Regions from separate parts of the Homo sapiens genome. Here region 2 is linked to region 1. A link is an interaction called in ENCODE POLR2A ChIA-PET data of the cell type or tissue named here. Cell type or tissue: A673. All regions are shown on one strand. Links, peaks and the distances in the headings refer to the core of each region. The heading gives the core; the rest is flanking DNA.

Region 1 (11,716 bases), core at 2,127-7,126:
TGGTCTGGGCTCAAGAGTTCCTTCCACGTAGACCTCCCAAAGTGCTAGGATTACAGGTGTGAGCCACACTGCACCCAGCCTAGTTTATCTTTTGTAACAGTAAAATGCAATAAGAGATTTACTTTCGATGTTATATTCTAGATCTGTCTTAATTTGGTTTCTCCCTCAGTGCAGCTGCAAAAAGTGGTTGCTTATCACATTCTCAGGGTTTAGTATTATTAAGAATAGTTTTTGGCTGTTATATATTAAGTAATTCCATACAAGCTTTAAGAATAGATGCAATCGTACACAATGCTACTAAGAGGACACTTAGAATATAGGGAATATCTTTACAATTTGAGGACATCAAGATGGATGTACATGAATGTAATGTGTAAATGTATGTTTTTTAAAATCCACATTTCTCTAATTACTAGTGAGATCGAGCATTTTGTCATATGCTTGGTGATATATAAAGTTACTTTCCTGTGAATTTATATATTTATTTTCTTATGATTCCCTCTTTATAGGCTTTGACCATTTTTTATTGTGTTGGTTTCATTATTTTTATTCATAATTTAAATATTATGCATGTGAACCCTTTTTGCTGCTTAGTGTTGCAAATATGTTCTTATACACAATGACTATTTTTCTTAACATTGTTGACAGGATCTTTGGCTGAACAAAAGTTTTAAATTTTCATGTACTTCCATTCATTAACCTTTCTCTTTATGGCATCTAAGTTTACCACGATGCTTCTAAAGTCTTTCTCTACCATATTCCTTTGCATTTCTTTAGGCCTTCTTTATTGCCTTCCATAAGGCTTTATAGGTTTTTTTATTCATAAAACATTGATAAATTTCTCTTTAAATTGTTTAAGTATAGAAATTGAGATTATAAAATATAATCTATATTGTATTGGAGAACTTTAAGTTTTTAAAATATTATTTTTCATCTATATGCTTAGTAGGAATTCATTTTTCCCCAAGTGGAGGCAAAAAAGGTCTAACTCCATTATTAAATACTTGATCTTTTCCTTGCCTATTCCAACTGCCACGTTTGCAATATATTATATTCAAACACATACTTAGTTCTGTTTCTGGAGTCCTTATTTCATTCTACTGCTTTGTCAGTTCCTTTACTAACATGACCCATTTTCATCATTGCAGCTATAAAGTATAGCTGAGGCCGGGCATGGTGGCACACTCCTGTAATCCCAGCACTTGGGGAGGCCAAGGTGGGCAGATCCCTTGAGGTCAGGAGTTCAAGACCAGCCTGGCCAACATGGTGTAACCCCTTCTCTACAAAAATACAAAAATTAGCTGGGCTTGATGGCATGTTCCTGTAATCCCAGCTGCTCTGGAGGCTGAAGCAGGAGAATCGCTTGAACCCAGGAGGCAGAGATTGCAGTGAGCTGAGATCGCACTACTGCACTCCAGCCTGGGCAATAAAGCAAGACTCCATCTCAAAAAAATAAATAAAAATAAAAAATAAAATATAGCTGAGATCAGATAAAGGGCATTCCTCCCCTTGTTTTTTATTTATTTTTATTTTCTGGCTGTTCTTAGAACCTTTAGACCTCCTTACTCATCAACCACATTTAATTTTCGTGTGGATTCTCAAATCTATCTCTTCCTCTCTACTACCACTAATACTTAACTGAGCCCTTTTCCCTTGTTTAGATTATAGCAACATTGCAACCACCTTAACTGGCCTTCTTTCTCTAGTATTGCCCAGTTTAGTCTACCCTCTAAACTCCGTAAGGAAATCTGATTATTTTGAGGACTCACGTAATTTTTTACAACGGTTTTGTGGAAATATAATACACATAACATATAATTCACCATTTTCAAGTGTACAATTTAATGATTTTCATATATTCAGAGTTGTGCAACCAACACTATAACTAATTTTAGAACTGTTTTATCACTGCAAAGAGAAACTCCATACCCTTCAGATATCACTTCCTAATGCCACCATCTTCCTATGCTTTCCCCGCCCAGCTCTAGTCAACCACTCACCTACTTTCTATCTTTAGCGATTTGCCTATTCTGGACATTTCATGTAAGTAGAATCATGTAATATGTGGTCTTTTGTAATATGAGGCTTCTTTCAGTTAGCATGATGTTCTCAAAGTTCATCTATATTATAGCATGTATCAATACTTCATTCCTTTTTTTAGTCAAATAGTTCATTTACCACATTTCATCTACTCAGAGTTAGACATTTGGGTTGCTTCCACCTTTTGTCTGTTATGAATAATGCTGCTCTGAATCTTATATAAACTTTAAAATGAGTTTGTTACATTTGAATAAAATTTCTATGGAGATTTATGGGGCAGTGGCTTATGCCTGTAATCCCAACACTTTGGGAGGCCAAGGTGGGCAGATCACTTGAGGTCAGGAGTCTGAGACCAGCCGGGCCAACATGGTGAAACCCCATCTCTACTAAAAATACAAAAATTAGCCGGCCGCGGTGGCGTGCGTGTGTCATTCCGGCTACTCGGGAGGCTAAGGCAGGAGAATCACTTGAACCCAGGAGGTGAAGGTTGCAGTGAGCTACACTCCACCTGGGCGACAGAGTGAGACTCCATCTCAAAAAGAGAAAAAAGGTAAAATTGACATGGAGATTTTTGTCGCAATTACGTTAAATTTATAGATAAATTTAGGGAAAATTTAAGTTTTTTTACAGGAAAATTGTTGTGGGGGTTTTTTGCATTAATTTAGCACTTACTTAGTGCCTTCCATAAATTTTATCATTTTCTTCATAAAATTTGATGCGTTTCTTTTTTGTAATTTCTGTGTATTTTATGTTTTGCAATTTTAAAGGGAATTTTTTTCATTAAAATTTTATTTGATGTTACGTGGAAAAGCTGTTAATTTATGTATTGTTACCTTGTATCTAGCTACCTTGAGGATTTCCCTTAAAAGTTCTCATGGTTTTTCAGATGATTTTCTCTTACTTTACAGATAATTGATTACATAATCTATAAATACTCAAATCTTATCTCTTTACAATGTTTATATTACTTATTTTTCAAAATTTTCTGATTTCACTGGCTAGGATGATAAATAATAGCGGCTATGGGGGCATACATCTTTTTCCCTATCAACTTTAATTTATTTAATTAGGAACAATGTTACAGCCAAAATGAAAGAAATCTAATAAAGAAAGAAAAATCGCACTAATACCATGTGAAAAGAAACTTTAAAAATAACTAACATTGGCCGGGCACAGTGGCTCATGCCTTTAATCCCAACACTTTGGGAGGCCGAGGCAGGCAGGTCACTTGAGGCCAGGAGTTCAAGACCAGCCTGGCCAACATAGCAAAACCCCATCTCTACAAAAAGTACAAAAATTAGCCAGGCATGGTGGTGTGTACCTGTTGTCTCAGCTATTCAGGGGCTGAGGCATGAGAATTGCTTGAACCTAGGAGGCGGAGGCTGCAGTGAGCCAAGATCATGCCACTGCACTCCAGCCTGGACGACAGAGCAAGACTCTGTCTCAAAAATTAAAATAAAGGCCGGGCGCGGTGGCTCACGCCTGTAATCACAGCACTTTGGGAGGCCGAGGTGGGCGGATCACGAGGTCAGGAGATCGAGACCATCCTGGATAACACTGTGAAACCCCGTCTCTACTAAAAATACAAAAAAATAGCCAGGCGTGGTGGCAGGTGCCTGTAGTCCCAGCTACTCGGGAGGCTGAGGCAGGAGAATGGCATGAACCCGGGAGGTGGAGTTTGCAGTGAGCCAAAGTTGCGCCACTGCACTCCAGCCTGGGTGACACAGCAAGACTCCGTCTCAAAAAAATAAAAAAAAAATTAAAATTAAATAAAATAACTAACATTAAATTGATTATATATGAATAGAAGGACTGAGGAAGAATATACCCCAAACTGCTATGAGTAGTTCTTTTAAGGGTATGGAATTCTACAGACAGGAACAAGGGGAGACAGAGGGACCCACCTTCTACTTTGTGCACATCTGTATAGCTTGGCTATTTGCAATTAGCATTTTCTACTTTTATAATTTTACAATGCATCCTAGAATAAATCCAAAGAATACAAAGTGTGTAGTGACTTGTCTTTACATATAAAGATTGAGAGTTGTGCCTTTTTAATGGCTAAGGTGTAAGTTCTGTTCACGAAGTTCAATTTCAACTATATTAGAGAGTTAAAGATGGAAGGAAGGAAGGAAGGAAGGAAGGAAGGAAGGAAGGAAGGAAGATAAATTGATAGATAAAAATATAGATATAGATATATACCCACTTACTGTTACCAAACAGTCCAAAAACAAAAAGATGGCCACAGGAAAGAAATAGATACAAAGAAAAGCTTTACAAATTACACAAGTCAGAATTCCTGGGCAGGACAATTGCTGCTTATTATCTGCTTCCTAGGATGGCTAGAAAAATGTGAATGAGGCAATTAGTTCATGGTTGAAGAGAATGTTAATTGCTCTCGAATGTCATCAGATCTTGATGATTTCCTGTCAAAAGCTCTTCCTTCTGAGACACTGTGGGGGAGTTTAGTAATCACAGAAGGGCATCTATGTCATTTGTCCCAGTATTTAGGGTGCTACATAAATGACAATAGTGCCACATGTTATTGCTTCCTGCATTTTGGAATGTGACTAATGCACCTCTTCCATTGTTCCCTTCCAGAATCTCCAATGAACACTCACCCAAACTCCAGATCCGGAGTCATAGTTACCTGAGGGCAGTGAGTGAAGTCTCCATCAACCGGAGCCTGGACAGCCTGGACCCTGCAGGCTTGCTCACATCACCAAAGTTCCGCTCCAGGAATGAGAGCTACATGCGAGCCATGAGCACCATCAGCCAGGTGAGGGCCGTCAGGGCAGCGGTGGTCAGGAGCCATTAGTGGCAGGAAGGTTAGTGAGAATTGAGAGGGCATGAGGTGGGGAGGCAGTCATTCATCCAGTAGACCATTGATGGATCAGACAGGAGGTCCAGTCAAGTGCTGCAAAGAGCATGCCATGGGTTCAGCCGCAGTAAGCCCCCGGTATCAATGGTCTGCCAGGAGGTGGGGCCCTCTGTAAGTGGATAAAGCACAATGAAGAGGGTCCTTGGAAATTCACTAGAGATCAGGAGTTCAAGATCAGCCTGGCCAACATGGTGAAACCCTGTATCTATCAAAAATACAAATGTAAGCCTGGCATGGTGGCACCCATCTGTGATCCCAGCTACTCTGGAGGCTGAGGCAAGAGAATCACTTGAAACTGGGAGGCAGAGGTTGCAGTGAACCGAGATCACGTCACTGCACTCCAGCCTGGGCGACATAGCAAGACTCTTTCTCTGTTAAAAAAAAAGAAAAAGAAAAAGAAAACTTCGGCTTTTAAACAAGCAAGGGATATGAATCTAACTTTGACATAGGATAACTAATCTGGCAAAAAAACATAGGAAAGATTGGAGAGAATGAGAAGCTAGAAGCAGAGAGGCTAGTTTGGAAGACACTGTGATCATCAAGGTGAGAATTAATGTTACTGATGGTGATGGTGACCATAGTGGTGATGTTGGTGTGTTGGTGATAATGATGGCAGTGATGGTGATGATGGCGATGGTGGTGATGGTGATGGTGGTAGCAGTGATGATAGTGATGGTGATGGTGGTGATGTTGGTGATGGTGTTGGTAGTGATGGTGGTGGTAATTATGGTGATGGCAGTGGTAGTGGTAGTGATAGTAATGGTGATGGTAATGGTGATGGTAGTGGCAGTGATGATGGTGATGGTGGTGACAGTGATGGTAATAGTAATGGCAGTGGTGATTGTGATGATGGTGATGGTGGTGGTGATGGTGATGTGGTGGTGGTGGTGGTGGTGGTGGTGATGGTGGTGGTGGTGGTGGTGATGTGATGTGGTGGTGGTGGTGGTGGTGATGGTGATGTGGTGGTGGTGATTGTGGTGGTGATGGTGATGGTGGTGGTGGTGATGGTGATGTGGTGGTGGTGGTGGTGATTTGGTGGTGGTGGTGGTGGTGGTGGTGATGTGGTGGTGATGGTGGTGGTGATGGTGATGGTGATGTGGTGGTGGTGGTGATGGTGGTGGTGATGGTGATGGTGGTGGTGGTGATGGTGATGGTGGTGGTGGTGGTGGTGGTGATGGTGGTGGTGGTGAGGTGATGGTGGTGGTGGTGGTGGTGATGGTGGTGGTGGTGGTGAGGTGATGGTGGTGGTGGTGGTGATGTGATGGTGGTGGTGGTGGTGACAGTGGTGGCAGTGGTGGTGATGACCATGGTGGTGGTGGTGTTGGTAATGGGTGGCAGTGGTGGTTGTGATGGTGACGGTGGTGGCGGTGGTGGTCGTGATGGTGGTGGTGATGATTATGGTAATAGCAATGGTGACAGTGGTGGCGGTGGTGGTTATGATGGTGGTTGTGATTGTGGTGATAGTGATGGTGACAGTGGTGGTGGTGGTGGTCGTGATTGTGATGGTGGTAGCAGTGACAGTGGTGATAGTGATGCTATGGTGTGGTGCTGGTATAGATGAAAACAAGGTATTCAGAAAAAATTATGAAATGGTAGGCTGATCACTGAAACATCTGTCAAAATAAGACCCTGAAATAGGGACACTGCTCTCATTCTGTCCCTATCAACAAAATTAAGCTCCCTGCTCTAAATGGAGTCCTGAAGAAAAAAATCAGGAACTGCAGGGCAGGCTCCAAGGGCAGAGTAGGGAGGGAGCCAGGGAAAGCTGTCATGTGGGATTTCAGTGCTGACCCATCGTGTGTTTCCTTGCTTTACAGAAATCTCCAAGAACATGCAAACCTATTCGTGCTGGTTACTGCTTGTCCAATGATATACATTATCCCAATTCTCAGGGAAATAGCTGGAGCCTCATTTTGGTGCATTTTGGACTTGTTTTGTTTTTATCTTTTTCACAATAGGTAATATAACATTTAAAACTTTTTGGAGCACATATTTATTCTGCATGGCCTAAAGGTCACACAGTCATTGAGAATTATAAAATGGTCTACAAACCTAGGGGTCATACATGCAGAATACATCAGTGGATTTAAAATATTCTGTTGGAAAAATATTTATATACATTCATGGTTTTCATAACTTTATGGAGAACTTTTAATTTCCCCCAGCAGCACACTACCCTTGCAGCTCACTGTTTTTAGTCCCTGGCTGCACATTTGACCTTCTTTAGGGCAACATCACTTTCTAATGATAGCTTAGTAAGATACCAACAAATCATTGCACAGACACATGGGAGAAGTAATGCTGTCAGGTCAAGCACTGCAATTCCATGACGTAGCCATTCGGCCTTAGGTAAAATACAGAAAGAATGGCCAGCTGAAATGGATTCCTAATGACATCATTTTTCTAGTTCCATATTCAATTTTCAAGTAACACAGTATCTTTTTTTTTCTTTTATTTTTATACTTTAAGTTTTAGGGTACATGTGCACATTGTGCAGGTTAGTTACATATGTATACATGTGCCGCACTGGTGCGCTGCACCCACTAACTTGTCATCTTGCATTAGGTATATCTCCCAATGGTATCCCTCCCCCCTCCCCCGACCCCACAACAGTCCCCAGAGTGTGATGTTCCCCTTCCTGTGTCCATGTGATCTCATTGTTCAATTCCCACCTATGAGTGAGAATATGCGGTGTTTGGTTTTTTGTTCTTGCGATAGTTTACTGAGAATGATGATTTTCAATTTCATCCATGTCCCTACAAAGGACATGAACTCATCATTTTTTATGGCTGCATAGTATTCCATGGTGTATATGTGCCACATTTTCTTAATCCAGTCTATCATTGTTGGACATTTGGGTTGGTTCCAAGTCTTTGCTATTGTGAATAGTGCCACAATAAACATACGTGTGCATGTGTCTTTATAGCAGCATGATTTATAGTCCTTTGGGTATATACCCAGTAATTGGATGGCTGGGTCAAATGGTATTTCTGGTTCTAGATCCCTGAGGAATCGCCACACTGACTTCCACAATGGTTGAACTAGTTTACAGTCCCACCAACAGTGTAAAAGTGTTCCTATTTCTCCACATCCTCTCCAGCACCTGTTGTTTCCTGACTTTTTAATGATTGCCATTCTAACTGGTGTGAGATGGTATCTCATTGTGGTTTTGATTTGCATTTCTCTGATGGCCAGTGATGATGAGCATTTTTTCATGTGTTTTTTGACTGCATAAATGTCTTCTTTTGAGAAGTGTCTGTTCATGTCCTTCGCCCACTTTTTGATGGGGTTGTTTGTTTTTTTCTTGTAAATTTGTTTGAGTTCATTGTAGATTCTGGATATTAGCCCTTTGTCAGATGAGTAGGTTGCAAAAATTTTCTCCCATTTTGTAGGTTGCCTGTTCACTCTGATGGTAGTTTCTTTTGCTGTACAGAAGCTCTTTAGTTTAATTAGATCCCATTTGTCAATTTTGTCTTTTGTTGCCATTGCTTTTGGTGTTTTAGACATGAAGTCCTTGCCCATGCCTATGTCCTGAATGGTATTGCCTAGGTTTTCTTCTAGGGTTTTTATGGTTTTAGGTCTAACGTTTAAGTCTTTAATTCATCTTGAATTAATTTTTGTATAAGGTGTAAGGAAGGGATCCAGTTTCAGCTTTCTACATATGGCTAGCCAGTTTTCCAAGCACCATTTATTAAATAGGGAATCCTTTCCCCATTGCTTGTTTTTCTCAGGTTTGTCAAAGATCAGATAGTTGTAGATATGTGGCGTTATTTCTGAGGGCTCTGTTCTGTTCCATTGATCTATATCTCTGTTTTGGTACCAGTACCATGCTGTTTTGGTTACTGTAGCCTTGTAGTATAGTTTGAAGTCAGATAGTGTGATGCCTCCAGCTTTGTTCTTTTGGCTTAGGATTGACTTGGCGATGCGGGCTCTTTTTTTGTTCCATATGAACTTTAAAGTAGTTTTTTCCAATTCTGTGAAGAAAGTCACTGGTAGCTTGATGGGGATGGCATTGAATCTGTAAATTACCTTGGGCAGTATGGCCATTTTCACGATATTGATTCTTCCTACCCATGAGCATGGAATGTTCTTCCATTTGTTTGTATCCTCTTTTATTTCATTGAGCAGTGGTTTGTAGTTCTTCTTGAAGAGGTCCTTCACATCCCTTGTAAGTTGGATTCGTAGGTATTTTATTCTCTTTGAAGCAATTGTGAATGGGAGTTCACTCATGATTTGGCTCTCTGTTTGTCTGTTGTTGGTGTATAACAATGCTTGTGATTTTTGTACATTGATTTTGTATCCTGAGACTTTGCTGAAGTTGCTTATCAGCTTAAGGAGATTTTGGGCTGAGACAATGGGGTTTTCTAGATATACAATCATGTCGTCTGCAAAGAGGGACAATTTGACTTCCTCTTTTCCTAATTGAATACCCTTTATTTCCTTCTCCTGCCTAATTGCCCTGGCCAGAACTTCCAACACTATGTTGAATAGGAGTGGTGAGAGAGGGCATCCCTGTCTTGTGCCAGTTTTCAAAGGGAATGCTTCCAGTTTTTGCCCATTCAGTATGATATTGGCTGTGGGTTTGTCATAGATAGCTCTTATTATTTTGAAATACATCCCATCAATACCTAATTTATTGAGAGTTTTTAGCATGAAGGCTTGTTGAATTTTGTCAAAGGCCTTTTCTGCATCTATTGAGATAATCATGTGGTTTTTGTCTTTGGCTCTGTTTATATGCTGGATTACATTTATTGATTTGCGTATATTGAACCAGCCTTGCATCCCAGGGATGAAGCCCACTTGATCATGGTGGATAAGCTTTTTGATGTGCTGCTGGATTCGTTTTGCCAGTATTTTATTGAGGATTTTTGCATCAATGTTCATCAAGGATATTGGTCTAAAATTCTCTTTTTTGGTTGTGTCTCTCTGCCAGGCTTTGGTATCAGAATGATGCTGGCCTCATCAAATGAGTTAGGGAGGATTCCCTCTTTTTCTAGTGATTGGAATAGTTTCAGAAGGAATGGTACCAGTTCCTCCTTGTACCTCTGGTAGAATTCGGCTGTGAATCCATCTGGTCCTGGACTCTTTTTGGTTGGTAAGCTATTGATTATTGCCACAATTTCAGATCCTGTTATTGGTCTATTCAGAGATTCAACTTCTTCCTGGTTTAGTCTTGGGAGAGTGTATGTGTCGAGGAATTTATCCATTTCTTCTAGATTTTCTAGTTTATTTGCGTAGAGGTGTTTGTAGTATTCTCTGATGGTAGTTTGTATTTCTGTGGGATCGGTGGTGATATCCCCTTTATCATTTTTTATTGCATCTATTTGATTCTTCTCTCTTTTTTTCTTTATTAGTCTTGCTAGCGGTCTATCTATTTTGTTGATCCTTTCAAAAAACCAGCTCCTGGATTCATTAATTTTTTGAAGGGTTTTTTGTGTCTCTATTTCCTTCAGTTCTGCTCTGATTTTAGTTATTTCTTGCCTTCTGCTAGCTTTTGAATGGTAACACAGTATCTTTAAGGATAATTTCAAACGTCCTGTTGTAGTTGCAACATTGTCATTATTCAAAGGAGAATAGTTTCCTCTTCAAAGCAATGCTACTGTATATACCCTAGACTTTTCAAAAAGAGGTTGGCTTTTAAGATGTTAGAGCTATTTTCTCAAATAGATCATTAGTAGAAGCTATAATACTATAGAATTTAAGTGCATTATATCTTATTTCCCTTTAAAACCTGACACATTATTCATCAAAGGCTCCTAGAAAGTTGAGTACACCAAGGAGTTGGTCTAGAAAAACTAAATTGCTTCTGTCATTTATTACTCACAGCAGTAAAAGAGCCCTAAAAACAGATTGTGCTTGGATGATAAGGAAAAAAATTAAGTATGTTTTTATGTTTATTATTTTATATTTTTACCATAGGTACATCTAATTTAAAATGAGGGCTTTTAAAGTAGGGCTTGAGAAGAAAGAATTGTATTTATAGAAAGTCCAATATTTTAAAAATATGTCATGTAGTCACTGTCATTTCCAAGTTAATTTATGTCTTTATTTATTTCAAGTCCAAATCCTAGGTATTTTCATCTGGAATGGCAAACTAGAAGCCCGCAGACATATTTTCTCTGGCAACATGTTGGGTTTCTACATCCTTTTCTAAAATTAATGTAACTAGGCAGCTGTTTTAATACCAGCAGCTCAGCCGTGACTTTGACTTAGGCCATCCCCTCATTATGTGTGTGTGTGTGCATGTGGCATGGTGTGTGCTTGCGTGTGTGTGTGTGTGTAGAGAGAAAGAGAATGAAATGGAAACCTAGATAAATTAATTGTCTGTGGGTACCCAGCCAGTCAGTGACAGAGGCTAGGAAACCCAAGTGTCCTGACTCTTAACTGGTAAATGACTTCAATACCTGCTGGTATTGGTGGCAATAATATTGCTAGTAATAGTAGTATTAACAGTAGAAAGAATAACAATGGAATAATTAGTTACCGTTTTATGATTACCTGATACATGCTAGTAGCCTTGCTTATTATCTAATTAATTTCACATCTGTCCTGTAAGAAAGATCATTTTTTAATTTATGAATCTCAGTCTCAGAGAGTTGGACTAACATATTTGTTTCCTACTACTATTTTCCCACTACACTATCACAAAAAATAATATCCACCTTTTATGGAGTGTGTACCATATACCTAGACATATAATATGAATTTTGGGCCAAGCACGGTGGCTCACGCCTGTAATCTTAGTATTTTGGGAGCCTCAGTTGGATGGATCATGAGGTCAGGAGTTCCAGATCA
Region 2 (11,716 bases), core at 2,399-7,398, 90 kb before region 1:
TACAATTTGCATTTATCCTTGTCCCTGACTTTTTTTTTTTTTTTTTTTTTTTTTTTTTTTTGACAGAATCTCACTCTGTCGCCCAGGCTGGAGTGCAGTGGCTTGATCTTGGCTCACTGCAACCTCCGTCTCCCAGGTTCAAGCAATTCTCGTGCCTTAGCCCCCCAAATAGCTGGCTTTACAGGCACACACCACCACGCCCAGCTAATTTTTTTTGTATTTTTAGTAGAGACGGGGTTTCACCATGTTGCCCAGGCTGGTCTCAAACTCCCGAGCTCAGGCAATCTACCAACCTCGGCCTCCCGAAGTGCTAGAATTACAGGCATGAGCCACTGCGCCCAGCCTTTGTCCATAACATTTACAATCTGGGTTACTTTGCTTTCTCAAAGTGAAATTATCAATTATGTCTATCTTTTTAAAAATTTAGTATTGTTTCAAGTTTTGTTTATGAAAAGAAAGAGCCTACATCTATATAAAGTGTAGGATTTATAATATCCATTGCTGCATAAATTAATATATTTACAGCTGAGTCTAAAACCATATACAAATAGAACTGGAAGGATCTGAAAGGGGGCCATATGCCTAATATCACATTTCTAAATGCTTCCTTTTTATAGAAAATAAACTCTAAATTATTGAGGAAGGAAAGCTAATTCATCATAATGGAGGTTTAAACATAAAAGGAAAAGAAGAAAGAAAATAACATATGCTTGGATTTCAAAATCCTGTTACATCATAGCACCCAAAATTGGAAGGAAGATAGAAAACACATCTTGAAAGCCTATTTCGCAGGCTTGGCTCCACCTCACAAAATCCCTGTGCCATTTTCTTAACAAACTTCTTTACATGTAGCAGTTGGATCTAATGAGAGGCTAAATCTTGCCTTTGTGTTAGAAATTGATTTATTTTTTTCCCTCGTTCTGAGTTCTCCTGTAGCCAGCCCCAGAACTCAAGAGCCTGCTTCATTGTTCATCATTTGTATTTATCACTTTTACAGACTGCCACAGGGTGCTCAGAAATCTACCACGCTCTTCAAAAGAAAACACAAAATCCCTGCTCTTCGCAGGGGACCAGCCCATTAAAAGCATTGGCAGAATCTAAGAAAAGAAAGCTGCAGTCGTGATAAAACAACGCATCCGGTAGGAGGGCCACTTAGGCTACCTCTGAGAGGTGGATTCTGAGGGGAGATGGAAAAATGTGTGGCTGAGAACACTTGCTCCCTCTTCACCTCACCACCCTTGCGATGCCTTTAGGTCAGCGGCTACCTCAGAGCAGGAGCAGGTGGCAAGCCCAACATGGAACAAGCCAGGTATTCAAGTCACATCCTAGGAGGGTCGAAAAGTGCAATTCCTCCTCAGTGGACAAATCTCATCCACCTGCGACGTGTGTGACAGTATTCAGGGTGAGGAAAACATTTGACAAAGGAAGAAAAAAAATCTAATCCCATTACCTTTGATGAGTGCTCAGAGGAAACTCCTATAAAAACTGAAGATTAAAATGTTGCATAGTGATGGCATATACCCATGCCCTCACACAGACCTCATTTCCTCTTTCATATTACCCGATAAATGCACTTTTCTCCTAAAGTGTATTTTTTTAATAAATAAAATCAGTAAGATCCTAAGATAGGTGTACTATTCTGAGTAGGAAAGTGATGTGTTTGCTTTCATTTCCTCCTGGTGTCATCATCCTTTGCCATCAGCAATGCTACCAAGATTGGAACACTGATTTGAATATTTCATACTTTAATTGACTATCGTTCTCCTGTATACCTACCCAGTTTGCAATTTCAGGTGACAGTATATTTTCAGCTTAACTTATGTTAATTCTTATCTTGAACTCTGTGGAATCGTATGACAGCAGGTTTAGGGCTAATATTAATCACTTCTCATTTTTGGCAGGTTGCTATAATTATTAAATAGGTATATAAGGTCAAGTTAAATATAGTCAACATCAACTTTATATTTGTTTTATAACAACTGTGCCTCCCACATAGCAGACACACAATAAATAATTGATAAAAGAATGATGGCGATGGCGGGGAGGCACTACATAATTGGAAGGGAGAAGGGAGAGAAAAATCTTCCTATGCTATTATTGGAAACTTTCCAACCATGTTTATGTTTCCATTAAATTAATTATAATCATCAAATAATGAAACTTATGTGGGATGCCCTCATATATGCAATGATTGTGACTGGTTACAGAAGAGCTATAGCTTTTATGTTAGAAAGGAGGATATTTTCTTTTTTTTTTTTTTTTTGAGACGGAGCCTTGCTCTGTTGCCACACTGGAGTGCAATGACGCGATCTTGGCTCACCGCAACTTCCACTTCCCAGATTCAAGCGATTCTCCTGCCTCAGCCTCCCAAGTAGCTGGAACTACAGTCGCGCGCCACCACGCCCAGCTAATTTTTTGTGTTTTTAGTAGAGACAGGGTTTCACCGTGTTACCCAGGATGGTCTTGATCTCCTGACTTCATGATCTGCCCCCTCAGCCTCCCAAAGTGCTGGGATTACAGGCGTGAGCCACCACGCCTGGCCAGAAAGGAGGATATTTTCTATGAAGCACTCATTCTATAAAAACTTGCCATTCTTATATAATGTAAATGGTAAATATGGCATTAGTGTTCTGCTTCTTTCTCCAAAGGGTATTTTTTTAAAGAACCCACAAATGTCATCTCATCTATTTTTAAGTATAGGGCTGCTGGATAAACAGCTAAATCATCTAAACCCAATGGGAAAATTCAAAGTTTAAATAAGCTATTTTATCTCATTGAAAATAAGTGGTACAGACTGACACAGGCCATATGGGTTTTTGCATACAGTTACATGTAAATTTTCTTAACTTTGAATATAAAATTCTGGTTGAAGCTGAAGAAATGGAAAAGCAAAATATAATCTGTAATGACGATTCTTTGAAGATTCTAATTTCTGATTCTGTGGTCCAAGTTTCATCAATTTCCAGTCAAAGCCTGTTCCTTAGGTTATCGTGTACATAATGGAGTTGTATCTTTAAGGTGAGATAATGTAAAGACAACACAAATTCTAAAATGCAGATCTCCAGTGGTCGTACATTTGGGGTTCTTTCACAGAATTCATTTTTTAATAAAAGTTACATATGCTAATTGTGAAAAAAATTCAAATAGTACAGATTGATACAGGGTTAAAAGTAAAAGCTCCCTCCCCCACCGTGTTCCAGTCTTATTTAACCAAAGGCAGCCATCACTGTTACCATTTTAACATTCGCCTTCTGCTATTTTCTACATATAGTCAAACATACAAATATGTATATGTGTACGTACACATTCACCTATGTACATATATTTGATTATATGGAGTGTCCATTCATTTGGCAAATGTTTAATGCTCATCTACTGTGTGCCAAGCTCACTTCCAGACACCGGGAACACAGGATTGAATCAAATCAAAACTCTTTCTTTAATGAAGCTACTTTGTACTATATTAACATCACATGTTAAAGAACTAGTATATTAGCAATACATATTGGGGAACAGTATTCACTACCATGCATTTTGCTTTTACAACCAGTGCTATGATTAATCATCTATTACATAAATCTTTTTTTTTTTTTTTTTTTTTTTTTGAGACAGAGTCTTGCTCTATCTCCCAGGCTGGAGTGCAGTGGCGCGATCTCGGCTCACTGCAAGCTCCGCCTCCTGGGTTCACGCCAGTCTCCTGCCTCAGCCTCCTGAGTAGCTGGGACTACAGGTGCCCGCCACCACACCCGGCTAATTTTTTGTATTTTTAGTAGAGACGGAGTTTCACCGTGTTAGCCAGGATAGTCTGGATCTCCTGACCTCATGATCCACCCGCCTCGGCCTCCCAAAGTGCTGGGATCACAGGTGTGAACCACCACGCCCGGCCCATAAATCTCTATACCAATTTATGAGTTGGATAAATTGCAGAAATTATTTGTGTATAGTCAGTCTTTAGGTAAATGTTTTATTTGTATTATCAACTTCTTTAGAAATGGATTCTGAGTTTTTCATTGCTAATCAAATTAATGCAACAATAGAATTTTTACACTGTGGTACTTAATCTTTTGTAAACCAACACCTTCAAGTATCTTAATAAAGGTATCAAAATTTTATCATTCAGATAAATTATTCAGGTAAATTTATCATTCAGACAAATCATTGTATCCTTGTAGATTCATCTATGAGAATGCTCCAAAAGGAAATCAGTTCAGAAGTCCTAGTTTCCCTCTATTTTCATTGATCACACGTGCTAGAAATCTCTGATTTAAATATTTCATGATACCCAAATGCCTCCCAAACAAAATAATTATCTTTTTGTTTGTTTCTGTGTAACAGAAGAGAAAAATAAAAGCTGTTTAGTAAATCAAAACAAAACAGTCCAGATGCGGTGGCTCACACCTGTAATCCCAGCACTTTGGGAGGCTGAGGCGGGCAGATCACTTGAGGGTCAGGAGTTTGAGACAAGCCTGGGCAACATGGCAAAACCCCATCTCTACCAAAAATACAAAAATTAACTGGGCGTGGTGGCATGTGCCTGTGGTTCTAGCTACTCAGGAGGCTGAAGTGGAAGGATTGCTTGAGCCTGAAAGATCGAGGCTGCAGTGAGCTGTGATTGCACCACTGCACTCCAGCCTGGGGGAGAAAGTGAGACCCTGTCAAAAAAAAACAAGGAGGAAGGAAGGAAGGAAGGAAGGAAGGAAGGAAGGAAGGAAGGAAGGAAGGAAGGAAGGAAGGAAGGAAGGAAGGAAGGAAGGAAGGAAGGAAGGAAGGAAGGAAGGAATCTTATAATTCATAGAAAATTAAAGAAAAAAGAAAATTACACCACCAATGTAATAGGGCACAACAAAAGCTACTGTTATTTATGAGATTCTCCTTTAGAAAGCTATTTGAGCTTCTCTTACTTCTATGCCTCATGTATTTATTACAACTGAAAGCAGGTCAAAATTTACATCCAGGAGCAGCCTCAAATGGAAGGAGGAAAGTTGACAGACAAGTGGGTGTACAAAGGAGAAAGGTGCTCTCACTCCTCTGCCTCAGTGATGGGGGGGGCACCTAAGCTGCCTCCCGTTTTCCACCCCTGCATCCCCCACAAGGGCCTTCTTGCCCCTACTTTGTATTTTCTGTTTCAGACTTCTTCCAGTAATATTGAGAGCATATGGCTGGTTTGGGCAGAAACTAGGAAGCCACATAAATTATTTTTCCTGACTTAGAATTATGTTCCCTCCTGGGAAAAAAAAAAAAAGAAGGTTCTCTGTGGCCGTTCCAACACAAAACATTTTTTTTTTCTGGATGTTTATCTAAATCCACTGCAAGGAAAAATAACATGATTCCTTTGTCAAATGAGATATCAAAAATGAGGCTTAATTCAATGTTTTTCTATTGATTCAGAATTTTTTAGTCTAAACGAATAATTACTAACTGGAGTAGGTGGCTAAGTGCCTACTCGTGCAGCTGTAGTGGGTCATTTGAATTGCAGAAAGCCAGCATCGTTACTAGGAGGAAGCATGAATATCTGAACCATCTCACCCAGCAGGTCAGCTTGACTCATCACCAAAAAGGTAAAGAAAGAAAATGACAAAAGAAAGCCTTTCTCAAATGAAATATATCTGCATTATTACTGTCCATGGGTAGTTCACAGTTTTTGTAATAGGAAAAACATCATCACTGAATATGAAGTGTGCTTGTGCGTTCATGTGTGTGTGACAGAGAGAGGATACTAAAGACTGAATTCCAGTCAATGTCGGGAGACAGAAGGAATAATGGAGTGTGCATGCATGGGTTCTGGTTATTTCTATATGCAAAGGTAATCATTTATTATCTTGACGAAGCATTCTTCTCTCATTACAGTTTTTACCATCAAAAGGTTGGCATGATCTAGGTTCTTGGTGTAAAATACAAGATGTGACCCAAACCTATTTGTATAGATCCATGTCACTTACATGTCTCTATTACCACCTCTCATTTGCACTGATAACTTGAATGAAACATATCCTGGCACAGGCTTGACACAAAATATGAAGTTTCCAAAGGCTGAGTCCCTCCTATACACAGTAGCCATTCCTTCATGTTTGTCTTCTACATGTTGATATAGGGAGATCAAAACAGTTTCACAGAATTTGTTGAAAGGTATTCATGAAGAGTTCAGTGGTGAGATAAATAGTTGCAGTGTGATGAACTGGGAAAGTGCAATGGGCCAAAGGAGATCTGAATTCTAACCCAGTTCTGCCACTTATTAGCCATATAAGCTGTAATTTACATTCTGGATGTCAATTTCTTTGTTTGTATGTGAAGAAGCTGACATTTCCCAAAGGATGATTTGAATAGATATTAATGTGAAGAAAAGGAGTTGAATTTGAGAAACTGAGTACTGTATTCAGAATTCTATATTGGCAGACATCCTAGAATCTTTAAGATGCTCATATGGATGGAAACTCTTTAAGAGAACAATACAGTATAAAGCATCTCCCAAACCCTCTTGGAACCACATTTCACAGAACATTTCTAAGGACTGGTGATCCAACAAACCTGCATGTTCTGCACATGCATCACAGAACTTAAAGTATTAAAAAAAAAAGGATTGGTGATCCATAAAATGTGCTTTGGAATACACAGGGTGAGATGACAGTCTTCAGATTCTGTTTGACTCGTCCTGCCATGATCTGGTGATGGGTCTCTCTGGGCCTAGTAGAGTTCAGTTGACCCTGCTGGGGGTTGTGGCCTTGCTTCCCCAAATATCTCCACAGCAACATCCAACTGCAGCTCCTTGGATGCCAAAAGAGCCTCTCTTCTGGATACTGGTCATTCATACCCCCTCTACACACATGCACCAGCAACTTCGTGCACGGAGATGTGTTCCTCCATGATCCCTGTTTGCCCACAACCATTGCGAGGTTTCTTCCCTGCCCTTGGTAGAGGAAAATCTGGGATGAAAGGTGTCCATACTTTATTTCTCAGTTGAATAAAATAGGTACAACCTGAGTGATGTAATTAGAGATTTCATGAGCACTTTTACTTTACAATATGTTGTTTTCTTTTATACTCTGCTTAGAACTAGAATTATAGGAATGAATATTGGTCTCTGCCAGACAAATGACATCATCCCTCCTCTCAAGTTGCTTACAGATTGGTGGGTGAGACTGATCTATAAACAAATGGTTTTAAAACAATGTGATCAGTGTTACATTAGTAGTATGTGCAAGTTGCTACAGTAAATCTTGATTTTTTTAAGGTTAGCTCTATATTTGTTTTATCAAGGCCGGGCATTATGGAATTCTTTGTCTTTCAGAATACAAAGGGCTTAAATAAAAGATGAGTCTATAAATTTCCTGTTTATTTATTTATTTTTGAGACAGAGTCTTGCCCTGGTTCCCAGGCTGGAGTGCAATGGCAAGATCTCGGCTCCCTGCAACCTCCGCCTCCCGGGTTCAAGGTATTCTTCTGCCCCCAGCCTCCCGAGTAGCTGGGATTGCAGGCATGTGCCACCACACCCGGCTAATTTTTTGTATCTTTAATAGAGATGGGGTTTCACCATGTTAGCCAGGCTGGTCTTGAACTCCTGACATCGTGATCCGCCCACCTCAGCCTCCCAAAGTGCTGGGATTACAGGTGTGAGCCACCACGCCTGGCCAATTTCCTGTTTATTTACCATGGTGGGATGTTTCAGGTGACTGTAGATTTTCCTGTTCATTTGTCAACAAGAAATAAAAATTCCATGAATGACTCTTTTGCCCTTAAAGAACATTGTCAATGAAATTGACATGCCAGGCACCTTGCTAGGTGCTGGTACAGAGCCAGTAAGAGTCTCACTTTGCTTACATGGCCTTTGTGGGTCTCCTGAACAACCAGTGAGGAGATGGTCTTTACACTCACGTCTTTGACCCAAACCATAGTTCCTCAGAAAATGAACGGAGCATATGCAGCTCACAGCTGAAGAGAATCTGAATATCAATAAGCACTGCAGCGGCCCTGTCTGCCCATCAAGTCTCCCTCCCACTGCCTCAGAAGCTGCCCACCCGAATTCCTGTCTATATGGTTAGTTCTGTGCAGCCACCTGCTGAGTTTAGAGTACCCAGTGCCCAATCAAACCCTAATCTAGGTGTTGCAGTAAAGTAATTGTATACACGTGGTTAAAATCTATAATCAGTAGACTTTATGTAAAGAAGATTACCCTCCATAATGTGGATGGGCCTCAACCAATCAGTTGAAAGGCCTTATGACCAAAAATTGAGGTTTTATTGACAAGATTCTGTCTCAAGACTGCAGAATCAACTCCAGCCTGAGTTTCCAGCCTGCCAGACCACCCTGTGGATTTCAGACTTGCTACTCACCACAGTCATCTCTAAAATAAATCTTTTTTTTTCCTGTTCTCTTCTGAGAACCCTGACTGATCCACAGTCCCCTATACACAGGCCTCTAGAGATTCCCCCAAGTGTACTAACCTTCCCCACCCTCCACCCCCTCCCACCCCCAAGCTCAGAGAGTCTTGGATCTATTGCACAATCCATTAAGGGTCAGCTCTATCATGAATGAAACAAGCTTTAAGGGTTTGCACCATGTGGGAACTTAACCGTTATTTAAACATGATTACTATATGAAAAAGCAACCTACAAATACACTTTGAATGAGTTAGCATGTCATATGTTACTTTATATCATCTCTATCTTTATAGTCAGTCTCTGAAGTAGGTATTGCTGTCCTCACTTTATGTTTGAAAACCTGAAGTTAAAAGATGTTCAGGTAATTAGGCCAAAATCACATGTCTGGTCTAAGTAGAGTCAGATTTGAACTCAGGTTGACCTGATGTACTGTATTCATTGCACCATCCTCCTTCCTTATAAGTGAAAAACTACCTAAGTAAGAATTACATGGTGGAAAAATATTTTATTTTCTTCAGTGCCACTTTTATAAGCATTCTCTATAGAGAAGGATTTAAACATTAGCTAACATTTATTGAGGACTTTACCATGTACCTGGCTCTTATTTTAAAGATTCTTTAAATGAAATGTCTGGGTTAAATTATATATCATTTCTGTAGTTGGGCATTTCAAAATTCTAAGACATTGTTAGTACTAATGATTTTCCCAGCTCCATCGACTTTGGGTCATAGATATTTAATGAAAGATTTCTACTCCCATTTTTAAATAATCAATATTTCATATTGACATTGAATACTATGTAAATTATAATAAAAAGATGGGATTGTTCTTGAAAGTTTTTTTTTTAAAGGTTTTGTTTTGTCTTTTTGTCCTTTTTTTTTTTTTTTTTTTTTTTTGAGATAGAGTCTTGCTCTGTCACCCAGGCTGGAGTGCAGTGGCCTGATCACAACTCACTGGAGCCTTCAGCTCCTAGGCTCAGGAGATCCTCTCACCTCAGCCTCCCAAGTAGCTAGGACTACAGGCACATGCCTCCACACCCAACTAATATTTAAATAGTTTGTTGAAATGAGGTCTTGCTCTGTTGCCCAGGCTGATCTCAAACACCTGGGCTCAAGCAAGCCTCCCGCCTCAGCCTCCCAACGTGTTGGGATTACAGGCGTGAGCCACTGTGCCTGGCCTGTCTTGTTTTTAAAAATGTTTTGAACACCACTGCCCCTGGCCCCCAGAGGCTGATGTACAAGAACATGAAAAAGCATTCAAACTTCAGGATTCTTGCCCTAACTTTGCACATGTGATAACCCAGATGATGGACTCACTTCATCTGGGCTGTCATCTCCAACCCTGGCTGGTGTTTTGTCTGACTCTTGGCTACACAGGGACCTCTTTAAAAAGACATGCAGGTCTGTGTTTATTCTGAAGACACAGAGGTTTTAAGAAATATTCTTCTACACGACTACAATCAGTACAGAAGTACAATCAGTAAAAGTAAAGGTAACTAAAGACCAAGGAGCCCAATTCAAGAAGTATTACTTTAGGGTCTCAAAACTATTCATTTGGCAAGCATCTATTAAGTACTTGCTTTATAGAAGGTACTTGAGAAGGAATGAAGATGAATAACAGTGTCTCTCTGATTAATAATGAATGTGGCAGAGCACTGTGGCAGACACTCTAACAGTAGTGCTTTTCTAAGCAATGGTAGCAACTAATTAGTGGTAGTGAAATCAATTTAATGGGTCACAAACACCATTATTTTTAATTAAATAGAATACAACAGAAGAGAATGAAAATAAAGACAGTGTGTGGCATGCCAAAAGGTTAAGTATTTCTCTCTGTCTTTCACTTGTATACGTGCTTATACTGGTTTCCAAAGTAAGATGTATTTCTTGCTGTGAGATGTAGCCAAAAGCTATTTAAAAGCCACTGCTGTAGAGAGAGAGAGAAAAAGAAGAAAACAAAAGCCTTGCTCTCAAGAAGTTTGCATCTTGCTGGGAAGATAAAGCTATTCATGAACAGCAGAATCCTTTGTCTATGGCAACTGAGACTAAGAGATAAAATTAACGTTGCTGACTTAGTGTCCCATGGGATTAAGATCACGGGAAGAAGTCAATGTGACAGTACGTTACTCCTTTCTCTTTGAAAAACTTTTTTCACTCAGCTTCCAGGACCGACAACACACCCTTTGTTGATCGTTTTAAGCCTGCCTAGTTTGTGGTTTCTTAGCTCCAAACTTCTAAGGGTGGAGCAATGCTGAGTGGACATGGCTCTTGGACCATTTCTCTCTTCTACCAACACTCACTCCTTAGGTCACCTCCTTCATTCTCAGAGCTCTAAGTCCCAGGTGTATGCCCACAGGGATGTTTGCAGCCACCCTGAAGCCCCAGTCTTAGATAGTAAGCTACCCTATTCAACATCTCTGCTTAGATGACCCATGGGCATTTCAAACTTCCTACATCCCAAACTGAACTCCTAATTTCCATCCTGAGTCTACTCCTTCTTTAGGCCTTGTCATCTCAGCTAATGGGAATTCAGTCCTTCCAGCTGATCAGGTCAAAAACCTTGGAGTCGCCCTTAACTACTGTTTCTCAGTCCACACATCCAGATCATCGTTAGCAAACCTCTTGGCCCTATCTTCTCCCTCCACCGCTGCTCTGCCCTGGCTCCTCCCCTTTAGCTACAATCTAGGTTATTGCATGAGCCTCCAAGGGTCTCTGATTCTACTCTTGTTGCCCTTGAGCCATTCTCAACTTAGCAACCTGCGTGATTCTCTTGAACTAGAATGTGTCTGTATCTCATCAAAGCCTCCATTCTACTCCCATCTCACCCCAAGTACATGCCACAGCCCTTACCACAGCCTGTAAAGCCTCCTGAAATGGACCCCCACACTCCCCAAATCACTGTCCTCACCTTCTGCCACCTCTCACTCCACTCCACTCACCTGGCCTCCCGCTGTGTGCATGGCAGTCCTGCCCTTTCTTCAGGACTTTCTCATCTGTGCTTCTTTGTGCCTTGAGCACTCTGCCACCAGACCCCAGGGCAGAGTCCCTGACTCCAGTCAGTCGGTACCTAGAGGTCTCTTAATGTAGCCTGCGATGATGCCACTATTAACATGCCTATCCCACCACCCACCTCTCCTCCACACAGTCTTCCCCCTTTCCTGCTTTCATTTTTCCATAGTACGTATCATTGCCTAACATACATTTTGCCCATTTTATTAGTGTCTGTCCTTTCCCTTCCTCATGACAGCAGAGCTTTATTTTTTAACTTTAGATTCAGGGCATACATGTGCAGGCTTGTTACGTGGATAGATTGCATAACACTGAGATTTGGGCTTCTATTGAACT

Evidence for each region. ChIA-PET counts read pairs that join two places held together with the same protein. Peaks named below come from ENCODE experiments on the same cell type or tissue, not always from the same donor. Only the 100,000 strongest peaks of a DNase experiment are listed, where the experiment ranks them.
Region 2: POLR2A ChIA-PET joins it to region 1 with 40 read pairs; 2 of 35 experiments call an interaction of 5 or more read pairs at or near these places.

What each region holds. Positions count from the first base shown.
Region 1 is chr18:3,735,438-3,747,153 of GRCh38, reverse strand. It overlaps DLGAP1 (DLG associated protein 1), which reads left to right. Exons shown (of 13, transcript NM_004746.4): 6 at 4,642-4,819. Among named protein-coding and RNA genes, the nearest start is that of DLGAP1-AS6, 88 kb to the right of the region's middle. In A673, for the core only: no CTCF peak of the experiment used is centred there; a DNase peak (open chromatin) is centred at 4,413; H3K4me3 peaks cover 554 bases; H3K27ac peaks cover 4,233 bases.
Region 2 is chr18:3,826,195-3,837,910 of GRCh38, reverse strand. All of the region lies in intron 4 of DLGAP1 (DLG associated protein 1), which reads left to right. Among named protein-coding and RNA genes, the nearest start is that of DLGAP1-AS3, 46 kb to the left of the region's middle. In A673, for the core only: no CTCF peak of the experiment used is centred there; DNase peaks (open chromatin) are centred at 4,600, 4,950 and 5,500; H3K4me3 peaks cover 761 bases; H3K27ac peaks cover 5,000 bases.